Regions from separate parts of the Homo sapiens genome. Here all the other regions are linked to region 2. The links are chromatin contacts, found by Hi-C or POLR2A ChIA-PET in ENCODE. All regions are on one chromosome and are shown on one strand. Each heading gives the region's core, a stretch centred on a gene start or an enhancer-like site at or near the end of the contact. The rest is flanking DNA. Distances are from core to core; before and after follow the strand shown.

Region 1 (2,726 bases), core at 105-2,604, 1.3 Mb before region 2:
GGAATGATCTGGGTGTTACTCCCAGTGGCTGCGGCCCAGCTGTCACCGGAATGGGGATAGGGAAAGGGCTTCCTAATCCAGGGCTTCTGGCTACAGAGTTTAGAGCCAGGACCTTAAACTGCTAGGACTTTAAGTATCAGAAATTCTGAGAATCTTATTTTTCTCTTTCTGCACCCCAGCAGCCACCCGCATCAAAATGCCTCCCTTTCCTATTTGAAGGCAATACACATACGGTTGCAAAGGGAAGGTTCTGACTGCTGAGATGTAAATCCTAGCTCTTCCAATTGGTAGCTGCCTGACCTGGGCCAAGAGACTTAGCCTACATGAGCATTATGTAAGAGTGCCCATTTGTAAAATGGGAAAACATCTCATAAAATTATTGCAAAGATTAAGAAATGAAAAGGTAACACGAAATACTTAGCATAGTGCCTAGTACACAAGGCAAGTTCGATTAATTGTGCCAGAAAGAACCTTAATGTCTTGTTTATGAAATAGGATGAATGTAGCCTATTCCACTGGCGACCTGTGAGAAAGCTTTTGTTGCAGGAATGTAAGAAATTATTATTTTGCCGCTGCCGTTTCCTCCCCCATAATCTCCAAGAACATAAGAAATTAACTCTCCAAATCCCAGAATGACAGCTTTATGCCCCAAATTAGTCGACTTAATTTTTTTTCTGATTCGGATTTGGCCTTTTCCTCTCACCACCTCCTCAAACCCGGGGCCCCAAATCATCCGCGTCTTCTTGACCCCAGCCCCCACCGAATTAGGCTGACTTGGGACCCCAGCGCCAGCCTCCTCCTCGGGAAAGTGAGCAGGAAGAGACGCACTCGGGTGATCTCACCCTTTGGGACTGGGCGTTTTTCCGGCCGGGGCGCGCAGCATCCCCAGCCAGACTGCAGCGATACCCCCGCCCCGCCCTTCTCCGCAGTCCTGGAAGAGCTCCCAGGGCGGAGTGGTGCGATGCAGACGACTGTCCGCAGGGCGGGCGGTGGCGGGGCGCAAGCTGCGGGGAGGGAGGTGAGGCGGGAGCGTCTCTACCGCCAGGGCGTAGGCAGTGACCTCACTGCACCATCACCCCTCACCCCTTGCGCGCGCCCCATTTCCCCATCCTCCCGCGGCCCGCCCCTCGCTCACCTCTTCCCCCGCATTGTCGCTTCGGCTCCTTCCGGGATCGCTCGGCCCTTTCCGCCGGGCGGTCGGGCGGCGAGCCGGCGGGAGCACCGCCCCCTTTGCTCCGCCGGCGCGCTCCCCCACCCCTCGCGCAGCGCCGGGGCGCTTCCCCCGGCGCTCGCGCCCGCCCGCCGCGGGAGCGCGCGTAGCCGCTTATAAAAGAGGCGGGGCGCGCGCGTCGCCGCCACTACCCGCTGCGGAGTGAACGGTGTGGAGCGGAGGCCGCGGAGGCTCCTCGGTCCTTCAGCACCCCTCGGCCCGACGCACCCACGCCCCTCACCCCCCGAGAGCCGGTGAGAGGGGCAGCCGGGGAGCTCCGGGAGGGAGCGGGGCCCCGGGCAGCCGACCCCCGGGTGGGAGCTGGGCAGCTCTTCAGGCGGGGCGGGGCCGGCGCGCGGACAGGTGAGCCGGGCGGGCCGCGGGGCTGCCTCCATTCGGCTGAGTGGGGGAAGCCGCTGCCGCTGCTTTTGTGGCGCGTGGGCTGCGGAGGAGCAGCCGGGCCGAGGCTCGGCGCCGCCGCTGGAATGTCACTGACGGGGGGAGGGGGCGCGAGGCCGCCGGGTCCCTCCCAACCACCCCCAAGCCTGGCTGCGGCGCGGCCCTGCCCTGCCCCATCCGGCTGCGGCAGGTGGGTGGGGGCTCCCTCGTCGGGATCTTCGCCAGCCGCCTCCCTGCAGAACGCTCCCCGCACCGCCCCCGGTCCCTTCCCTCGGCCGGGAGCGACTTCTGCAGCTCGTTCTTCCGAATCGCACCAGCAATGCCGGCCAGCCGTAGAGGGAGGAAGAGCCCGGGGAGCCCGAGCATAGCGTAAACGGCTCTCTGACCTTAATTTCATCCTGCATGGCGAATCTCTGCCGTCTCTCTGAACGCAGAAGGGTCTGAGACTGGCCGTCTCCTTTTCTTTCCTTGTAATAAACATTTTTCTTTCTTCCTAGTTGTGATTTGCTTGTAAATAATAGGTAAATGCAGTGCTTGCATGGTATGTGGCTCAAATCAAATAACTTAATAGCTTAGCGTTCTTGTTTGTGTGTGTGTTTCCTGGGACTGGGTCTTTCGAGTCGAGATACAGTGTCAAAAATTCTACCATACCACTGTTGAATGATAGAACAGTCTTTTGTTTGAAAGCTGTCCCTGAGAATTTGATTAGACGCTTCCCCTAGAACATCGCTTTCAAAAGTCTCTGATGTACTAGAGTAAAATATATTTTAAATAAGCGCCTTGTTAAAAGTTGAATATGTTTTAAATGAAAAGCCTAAATAGCTCAGAAAGCTGGGTTGAGATGATGCTTGAACTGTTCCAACATCTAATCAGATCTCTTTTATATAATAGATCCTAAAATATTTAAGCCCTTTGTTCTGTCTTCATCATGTTATTTTAGAAAAACTTACCATCATGGCTGTTCGGGAAGAACAGGAGAGAGGCCATATGAAGTATTTTCATAATGTGTTGAGAAATTGCGTCGTCATAGCAATTGGCCTTAAGTAAAACAGAATGTATCAAAGATGGAAGGGTGGGGGTGTCTTGGAGCCAGGAAACAGAAAATCTTGGAAATAGC
Region 2 (2,700 bases), core at 167-2,666:
CCGTGCAGGGAGAGCGTGAGAGGTTTCTTGGGCTTTGGGTTGTTTATGAAACCAAACACGGCATTTAAGATGATTTTCTTTGCAAGATGCTGTCCAAAGAGGTTGTCGTCCAGATCCTTCTGCAGTGCTGGGAAAGACAAAGCCAATCAGGAGTGGGGAAGAAACAGCGGCAAAATGTAGCCACATTTACAGCCCATAAGAAAGCCAGCAAAGCCGTCTAGACGCCCTCCAAGCACCTTGCGAAACCTCAAGTACTGCGGTCTGTAAGCTCCTGGCCCAGAGGGGACGGCGGTCCAGGGAGCCCTCCCTTTGCTGGTCCTGCCTATTCTAAAGCCCTGGCCCGACTCCTTCCCGAAAAGCCCCTTGGTGCCACTGCCACTGCCACCAGTTTGCACCCCTAACCCCTGTGCTGCTCCTCCCACCCCAAGGCAGAGCCGGGAAAGGAAACAGTTTGGTCCCTCCTGGTCGGCTGCGGAAGAGTCCTCACCATCCTTCCTGTCTCCCGCTAGGCTAGAAAGGAGGCAGAACCCACTTCGGAGGGAGGTTACCACTGGTCCACCCCCAGCTTAGCGCAAAGTAGGCCAACCTGCAGCCTGGCTCCTCAGGTCTCCGACTTAAGTCTGGCACGTCTGTGGTCATGGCCGAGGAGCCAGGCCTCATCCTGCAGGCCGGCCGCTTGGCTTCCGGGGTCCGGCCCCCGCGGACTCAGCTCTGCCCAGGCCCGGCCCTCCTGGGATGTGACCCCTACCCCGGCCTGGCCCTAGTGCCATCCCCCAGCCCCAGCCCCAGCCCCAGCCCCCGCTCCTGAGCCCCAGCCCCCAAACTCCGCTCCAGCCCCAGTCCTAGCCCGGCCCTACTGCCATCCCCCAGCCTCCATCCACCATCCTCAATCCCCTAGCCCCAGCCAACCGCCCTGGTCTTAACCCAGCCCTAGTGCGATCCCCCAGCCCCACCCCCAGCCCCCGGGCCCCGCTCCATCCCCCAGCCCCAGCCCCAGCCCCAACCCGGCCCTAGTGCCATCGCCCAGCCCCAGCCCCCAGGCCCCGCTCCAGCCCTAGTCCTAGCCCGGCCCTGGTGCCATCCCCCGGCCTCCATCCTCCATTCTCCATGCCCTGGTCCTAGTTCAGCCCTAGTGCCATCGCCCAGCCCCAGCCCCAGCCCCAGCCTCCAGCCCCCGCCCCAGCCTACCCTCCCGGCTAAGGCTCCGCTTCTGCCCGCAGCACTCGGCGAAGAGGCAGTAGAGACGCGGGTAGATGTAGCCGGTGAGGACGCCGGCCAGGGCCAGTCCCAGGCTGATGGGCTCCACCGCCTGCACCACGGACGGCGCCAGCAGCAGCAGGCCCAGCACGGCCCGGCCCAGCTTCATGCCCGGACCCGCGCCACCCTGCTTGTTCTCGCGCCGACCGCGAACCGGTGCAGCCGCCAGACCCACGCTTCCGGTTCCTCCTCTCGCGGAGGCCATCTTTCTTCAGGGCAGCCCTCCTCCCGACGCCGGCGGCCGCCATCTTTGTTCGGTACAAAGCCCTGTTTTGCTTCCGGAAACTCGGTTCTGCTCCGCCCCTGTTGGCCACGTGTTTTTGTTTATGGACGTTATTTTTGCCAGGCATGGTGGCTCCTGCCTGTAATCCCAGCCCTTTGGGAGGCTGAGGCGGGCGGATCACCTGAGGTCAGGAGTTCGAGACCAGCCTGACCAACATGGTGAAACCACGTCTCTACTAAAAATATAAAATTAGCCGGGTGTGGTGGTAGGCACCTGTAGCCCTAGCTACTGGGGAGGCTGACACATGAGAATCGCTTGAACCCAGGAGGCGGAGATTGCAGTGAGCCGAGATCTCACCACTGCACTCCAGCCTGGGAGACAGAGCAAGACTGTGTCCCCTCCCCGCAAATAATAATAATAATAATAATAATAATAACGGACGTTATTTTTTAGAACAGATTTACAGAAAAATTGAGAAGATAGTAGAGAGTTCCCATGTGCCACCCATCCCTGCAATTTCCCCTATTACTAAAATCTTACATTATTAGTGTGCTACATTTGTTAAAATTAACGATGCACTGTTGTCATATTAACTAAAGTGTAGTTTATTCAGATTTCCTTCCTTTTACTTAATGCCTTTTTCTGCTGCAGGTTTCCATTCAGGATACCACATTATATTTCGTTGTCATGTCTTAGACTACTGTTAATGACAGTGTCTCAGCCTTTTATTTTTATTTTAGCTGGAGTGCAGTGGCATGATCTCAGCTCACTGCAACCTCTGCCTCCCAGGTTCAAGCGATTCTCCTGTCTCAGCCTCCTGAGCAGCTGGGATTACAGGCACACACCACCATGCCCGGCTAATTTTTGTATTTTTGGTAGAGACGGGGTTTCACCATGTTGGCCAGGATGGTCTTGATCTGACCTCATGATCTGCCCGTCTCAGCCTCCCAAAGTGCTGGGATTACAGGCGTGAGCCACCGCGCCTGGCCTCAGCTTTTTATTTTTGATGACCTTGATAGTTTTGAGGAGTACTGGCCAAATCTTTGGTGGGCTGGCCCTCTATTGGGATTTGATGTTTTTCTCAGGATTAGACAAGCGTTATGGCGTTTTGGAAGGAAGATCACAGAGGTAAAGTGCTATGCTCATCACATCCTACCAAGGAAGGGTTCTTACTGTTCAACGTTACTTACCACTGTTGGTGCTGACTTGATCACTTGACT
Region 3 (2,780 bases), core at 163-2,662, 1.5 Mb before region 2:
TCTTGCTCTGTCACCAGGCTGGAGTGCAGTGGCTCGATGTCAGCTCACTGCAACCTCCACCTCCCGGGTTCCAGCGATTCTTCTGCCTCAGCCTCCCGAGTAGCTGGGACTACAGGCGCACGCCACCACATCCAGCTAATTTTTGTATTTTTTTAGTAAAGACAGGGTTTTGCCATGTTGGCCAGGATGGTCTTGATCTCTTGACCTCGTGATCCGCCTGCCTCGGCCTCCCAAATTGCTGGGATGACAGGCGTGAGCCGCCGCGCCCGGCCTGCCCTGAGCCGCCGCGCCCGGCCTGCCCTGAGCTTTTGCAACAGGCTCCAGTGGTCTCCGTGTCTCTTTCCTTATTCCCCTCAAATCATTCTCCATATTGCAGCCAGAAATTATATTTTAAAACACAATTCTAAAATGTCACTGTCTCCCAAAACCCTTCAGTAGTCTCCCACTGCTCCTAGAGACTGAAATGTTTACCTGCTTACAAGGCAGGGGTTGGCCCCTGAGCACCTTTGCAGCTCCCTCTCTAGATGGATGAAAGTCAGGCTCCCTAACTTCCACCTTCCTCTCCATGTTCCAGCATGTTCTCACCCAGAGCCTCTGGGCCTTTTGTCCTCCTCACTGGAATGCTCCTAGAGGTTTCTCTCCCCTCACAGCCACCTAGTTTACTCAGGTTTTAGAGCCCAGCAAGTCCAGTCTACTCAGTTTTCTTTTTGAAGTTCCTATAACTTCAGTTCCTTTATTTAAGTTTGAGGTTGTACATGTCTTAGTATGCTTATTTGATTACAGTTAGTCTCCCCGCTAGACTGTGAGTGCCCTAAAGGCAGGAACCTTGCCCATCCCCTTTACCACTAGCACCGATCAAAATGCCTGGCACAGGGAGGCGCAATGAACAGCTGTTGAACGAGTGACTTCCAAATCGACAGCAAAGGGGGCGGCTGGATAGCGAGTCGCCCGCTCAGGAGAGATTCTGGGTCGGAAATAAAGATCTGGGAGTCATTTATAATTCCAACCAGACGAGTAGATGGGCTGGCCCAAGCGGTGTGTAGACTGAAGAGATTCTAACTCATGCAAGATAAGCAGCTACGTGGCTCACGGTCACGTCGCAAAAAACCTGGGGGCTCTCCTCCGCCTGCTTGTGGTCCCGTACAAGGCGCTTCCCACCCTGGGTCTCTGAGCCCAGTCGGTGAAAGACGGAAGGAGACCGATTCACAGCCCCAACAGCGCCGGTGATAGTCCCTCTGCCACCCCTTTCCCTCCGCTGCCCTCCCCTCCCCTCCCCTCCCCTCGATGACTTCCTCCAACAGCTGACGAAGCTGGATCCCTGGGCACCGCCTCTTCCGTCCGCGGCACCCGGAGACGCCCGGAAATTTGCGGGCGCGCCGGAAGTTGAGGGGAGTTTCCTGCGAGCTCGGCTTCCTCAACATGGCTGCGCCCTTGTCAGTGGAGGTGGAGTTCGGGTGAGTCACAGAGCTGGGGCGCCGTGGGGATGGATTGAAGTCGTCGGGCCCAGAATTCCTTTCCTTCTGCCGTGGGGCCTGACACGGCCGAATCACTGGGTGTCCCAGTGCCCGCTGTGAGCTACGCTACCCGCCTAGGAGAGTCTGAGAGGCCAGTCTCTCTTGGCAGTGAGGCCGTCTGTCCGGAAATAGAGGCGCACATTGGGAGGGAAATGCTCTCTGTGTACCACTCGGTGCCCTGTGCTCCGCCGGAGTCGGAGGTCGTGACTGTTAGCAGGCAGCCTCTCTCTCTTCTTTTCCATTCCTATCTCGGACCAATCCCATCTGTTTGGCATCTGAGCTCCTAGAACCTAGAAGGACCACCCTCCACCCGCTGATTTCATTCTTTGGGCAGCAGTTTCTTTTTACACTGTTATTAAGGTCTTGTTTCTCGTGGGATGTAGTGGCCAGGGCGGGACTTTTTTCTTTTTCTTTCCTAAGACTTGGGGATGGTAAACAGACCTGAGCCTCCTTCAGGACAGTCAGTAAACTTGCTGATTGCCTTCTGCAGAACTGGAGTCAGGTGGAGACACGGGGACAAATAAGAAATCACACTGAAGGGAACTAACAGGGACAGTATAGTATACACAAGATGAAAAATGCAGAGATTGGGACACACACCAGTTACTGAAGAAACACAGAGCAGGGAGGAAGTCTACCCAAGGCACTATTTGTGCTTCCTACAAACAGGTTTGTCATATGGTTTCAAAGCTGAGGGAAACTGCAGAGCTTAGAGAGAAGGCAAAGAAACAGGCCTTGAAAGATGGGTGGTGTACTTTACAGTATCACGTGGAAAAGAGGAAATAGGTAGGGATGTGTGTGTGTGTGTGTGGAATAGGTAGGTGTGTGTGTGTGCCTGTGTGTGTGTAGATAAGCCAAGGTCTATGTGACAGGAAAAGTCTGGGATGGGAATCTAAAACCTCTGCCCAGTGCCTTTCTTCTCATTGGATGCCTCCCATTTCTTTCATGTTTTCCCTTAATTGGGTAGTTCATTCACCAGCCATTTATTGAGTGCCTACCATGTGCCGGGCAGCAAGCCAGACACTGAGGATACAAAGATAAATAGAAGTCTGTCCGTGCCCTACAGCGTTCAGCATTTCTGCCCCTTAGAAGGGGGGTAAGTCTCATGACTAAGTGCATTTTAATTGATATTGTCTGGCTGCTTGGATCCAATTAGAACTGTATTGGTCTGGACTCCTCACTGTTTTGCCTCACTGACCCTTGGCCCAGCTACACTCCCCAAAGCCTGGGATTCTAGGAGGATCCCTGCTTCCTTGACAGGCCTCA
Region 4 (2,746 bases), core at 66-2,565, 1.4 Mb before region 2:
CACACCACCATGCCCGGTTAATTTTTGTATTTTTAGTAGAGACGGGGTTTCGCTATGTTGGGCAGTCTGGTCTTGAACTTCTGACCTTAGGTGATCCGCCTGCCTCAGCCTCCCAAAGTGCTGGGACTACAGGCGTGAGCCACCGCAGTCTTAAATGGTTAATGAGGATTAGGAAATCTATCAATTATTCAACAGAGAGACAATGAATGGATCAAGGGATTGGGGAGCTCCCTGACATTACAGAACAAATTCAGTATGCAGTATACTGTGAAAGCGAGGCGGAAAAGCAGGTTTTGTTTGCGAGTCTGACTTTAGGATTGCAGGTGAAACACTTGTGTGACCCTGGAGCTGTGTGGCTAAGGTGCTGCGGGGTCACTGGAGAAAGGTCAAGGGACTGTGGCCCAGTTGGCCCGGAGGTGGTTCAGGTCTCCCAGATTCCAGGGCGGCATTATGAGCCACGTGACAGACCTCCCCTGACTGGCTGACAGTGAAGCATAATTGAGAAGATGGCGGACCAGCAAGGACCTCATCAGAATAGGTCTGTACACAGAGCGGCATAGAGAGTGCAGGAGGGTAGTAGACCGGGCGCGGAGGCTCAAGCCTGTAATACAAGCACTTTGGAAGGCCGAGGCGGGTGGATCATGAGGTCAGGAGATGGAGACTATCCTGCCCAACACGGTGAAACCCCGTCTCTACTAAAAATACAAAAAAAAATTAGCCGGGCGTTGTGGCGGGCGCCAGTAGTCCCAGTTACTCGGGAGGCTCAGGCAGGAGAATGGCGTGAACCCGGGAGGCGGAGGTTGCGGTGAGCCGAGATCGCGCCACTGCACTCCAGCCTGGGCAACAGAGCAAGAATCTGTCTCAAAAAAAAAAAAAAAAAAAAAAAAAAAAAAAAAAAAAAAAGTGCAGGAAGGTAGTGAACAGAACAGCAAGGGGAATGCCGACCCTTTCTCCTGTTGGGGCCAAGACAGAGGCGATGTGGGCAGGGGAGAGGCCGGGGAATGCGCAGAAGCCGACTCCATCTCCGCATTAATAGTGGACTAGGGGCAGGGCTGGATTTTCGGAGGCAGTGTGCAGCTCCCAATAACTAGTTCCATGGGTCCTCTGTGAGCCTAGTTTCCTGGTGGGTACCGAGGGGAGGGCGTCGGAACCGTACGCTCCTTTGAGTGAGGGGAATCCGGGAGGATCCAAGGCAGGGGAAACAGGGCCGAGCGGGAAAGGCCTTGAATGGGGGGCGAGACCCGGCCAGGCCCGCTGGACGCGTAGCACGTCTCCTTGGTGACGGGACGCGTGGCCCGGAAGTGGGCGGCCCTTCTGGCGGGGCGGGGCATCTCTGTGACGCTAGGGGCTGGGCCTCGATGGCGAAACCCAAGCGGCTCCCGGGGGGGTTTGAACTGGCCAATGGGCGAGCTGCCGACCGGGTGTCGGAAAAGGAGGCGGAAGCGGGGAGGAGCCGCTGCCAGAGCCAGACTGCATCCGCCGCGGCGTCTCCATGGCACGACCCTGGCCTCCGACTTCAACGACTTCATAAGGCGGCGTTTCTGGGCGCAGCCGTGTCGCTCCTGGTGAGAGGCCGCCGGCAGGCGGGATCCAGCGCCCTCCGGGGCACCGCGGGCGAGACCGTCGCCTTCGCACCCCCGGCGCGGTCGACCCCGCGGGGCCGTCGGGTCCTGGGTTCCCCGCCGCGTTGCGCTCGTCCCCCTCCTGTCAGAACCTGGGCCCCCGCCCCGCCCACCGGCGCGGGGCCTCTCCTCCTCCCGCTAACGGGCGGTCGGCCGCCTCCTTCCTCTCTTGGCTACCACGGGGCTCTGCCCCTCCTCTGCCGCCCGCGGGCAGGGCTTCACCTTTCTCTCTATGGGCAGAAACCGGTACCCTCCTGCCTGCTGGTGGGTGGCCGTCCCTTCTCTCCGCCGACAGAGGCTCTCCCTCGCTCTGCTGCCCGTCGGCGGCATCGCCCCGACCGCCTCGTCCTCTCCTCGGGCCTCCACATGGCAGTCACTTGTACGCCCTCCGTAGGCAGCGCTGTCCCCCGGGCACCGTCTCCGGCTTGCCAGGGCCCTCGCCCGGCGGGGGGGGGTCCCGCCCGCCCCCTCCCAGCCCGGCGTCTATCCTGCTCAGAACTCTGTTCGGTTTTCCCTCGCGGCGGGGCGCCCGGGGCCCGTGCAACCTCCGCGCCTCCCTCCTTTAAACACTATTGGTCCTCTCGGGCATCTGTTCTTCCGTAACGCCCCTTCTCCTAGGAGACAGTTGTCCGGCCCCGCCCCAGCATCCCCGCGGCTCCCTGCGCGGTTCTGGCCCTCTGGGGCCCACTTGGGGCCGAGCGGTTCTCACCCGCCCTCTCCGCACGTCCGCCGGCGCCTCAGGTTTCCCCCGGTAGCCACCGGCAGTCCTCCGCGTGGGACCCGGGCGCGGTGGTCCTTTCCCTCGCGGTTCTGCCCCGTCCCCTCCCCTTCCTCCCCTCTGCCCCCAGGTCGCTCAGCCTCTACTATTTCCCCCTACTTTGGCAGGACAGTTGCTGTGCGACTTGGACAGTAGAGGAGCGCCTCCCAAGTTTTCATCCAACTGCCAACCCCAAAGCTTCCACCCTTCTCCCCTCAGAGAGGACGTTTGATGCCGGGCCCCTTGAGAGGCTCATTGACAAGCCTGCCCCTCTGGGTCCCCCTGAGCAGAGCCTGCTGACCCAATTGCCCACCTTTGCGGCTTTGATGCCTAGCCATGTCTGCCTCATCCTCAGGCGGCTCCCCCA

The links. A loop is a pair of places that touch in the nucleus more often than their neighbours do. ChIA-PET counts read pairs that join two places held with the same protein, here RNA polymerase II (POLR2A). Pooled maps may share reads with other maps.
Region 1: a loop to region 2 is called in a pooled map, with 5 times the contacts of the local background. The contact joins the promoter of SPTAN1 here to the promoter of TOR1A in region 2. A Hi-C loop is called at or near these places in 6 of 50 pooled maps.
Region 3: a loop to region 2 is called in a pooled map, with 8 times the contacts of the local background. The contact joins the promoter of URM1 here to the promoter of TOR1A in region 2. A Hi-C loop is called at or near these places in 1 of 37 single-sample maps with no recorded cell type and 3 of 50 pooled maps. POLR2A ChIA-PET finds 5 or more read pairs at or near these places in 2 of 52 experiments (BJ and activated B cell).
Region 4: a pooled map shows a loop between it and region 2 (10-fold over the local background). The contact joins the promoter of ODF2 here to the promoter of TOR1A in region 2. A Hi-C loop is called at or near these places in 4 of 50 pooled maps. POLR2A ChIA-PET finds 5 or more read pairs at or near these places in 2 of 52 experiments (K562 and activated CD4-positive, alpha-beta T cell).

Annotation. Positions count from the first base shown.
Region 1 is chr9:128,551,233-128,553,958 of GRCh38, forward strand. It overlaps SPTAN1 (spectrin alpha, non-erythrocytic 1), which reads left to right and starts at 1,355. Exons shown (of 57, transcript NM_001130438.3): 1 at 1,355-1,464. LOC101929270 (a long non-coding RNA gene) reads right to left here and starts at 1,181. Exons shown (of 4, transcript NR_188457.1): 1 at 1,136-1,181. RefSeq lists a silencer at 999-1,768.
Region 2 is chr9:129,822,720-129,825,419 of GRCh38, forward strand. It overlaps TOR1A (torsin family 1 member A), which reads right to left and starts at 1,417. Exons shown (of 5, transcript NM_000113.3): 1 at 1,189-1,417; 2 at 1-127. The coding sequence starts at 1,366. RefSeq lists a silencer at 802-891 and an enhancer at 1,302-1,611.
Region 3 is chr9:128,369,962-128,372,741 of GRCh38, forward strand. URM1 (ubiquitin related modifier 1) reads left to right here and starts at 1,413. Exons shown (of 5, transcript NM_030914.4): 1 at 1,413-1,454. The coding sequence starts at 1,420. RefSeq lists enhancers at 1-584, 585-1,448, 1,512-1,611.
Region 4 is chr9:128,454,691-128,457,436 of GRCh38, forward strand. It overlaps ODF2 (outer dense fiber of sperm tails 2), which reads left to right and starts at 1,316. Exons shown (of 21, transcript NM_001351578.2): 1 at 1,316-1,565. The coding sequence starts at 1,402. RefSeq lists enhancers at 389-1,125, 999-1,088, 1,126-1,861, 1,219-1,268, 1,862-2,597 and 1 more and silencers at 1,489-1,798, 1,929-2,028, 2,059-2,208, 2,419-2,468.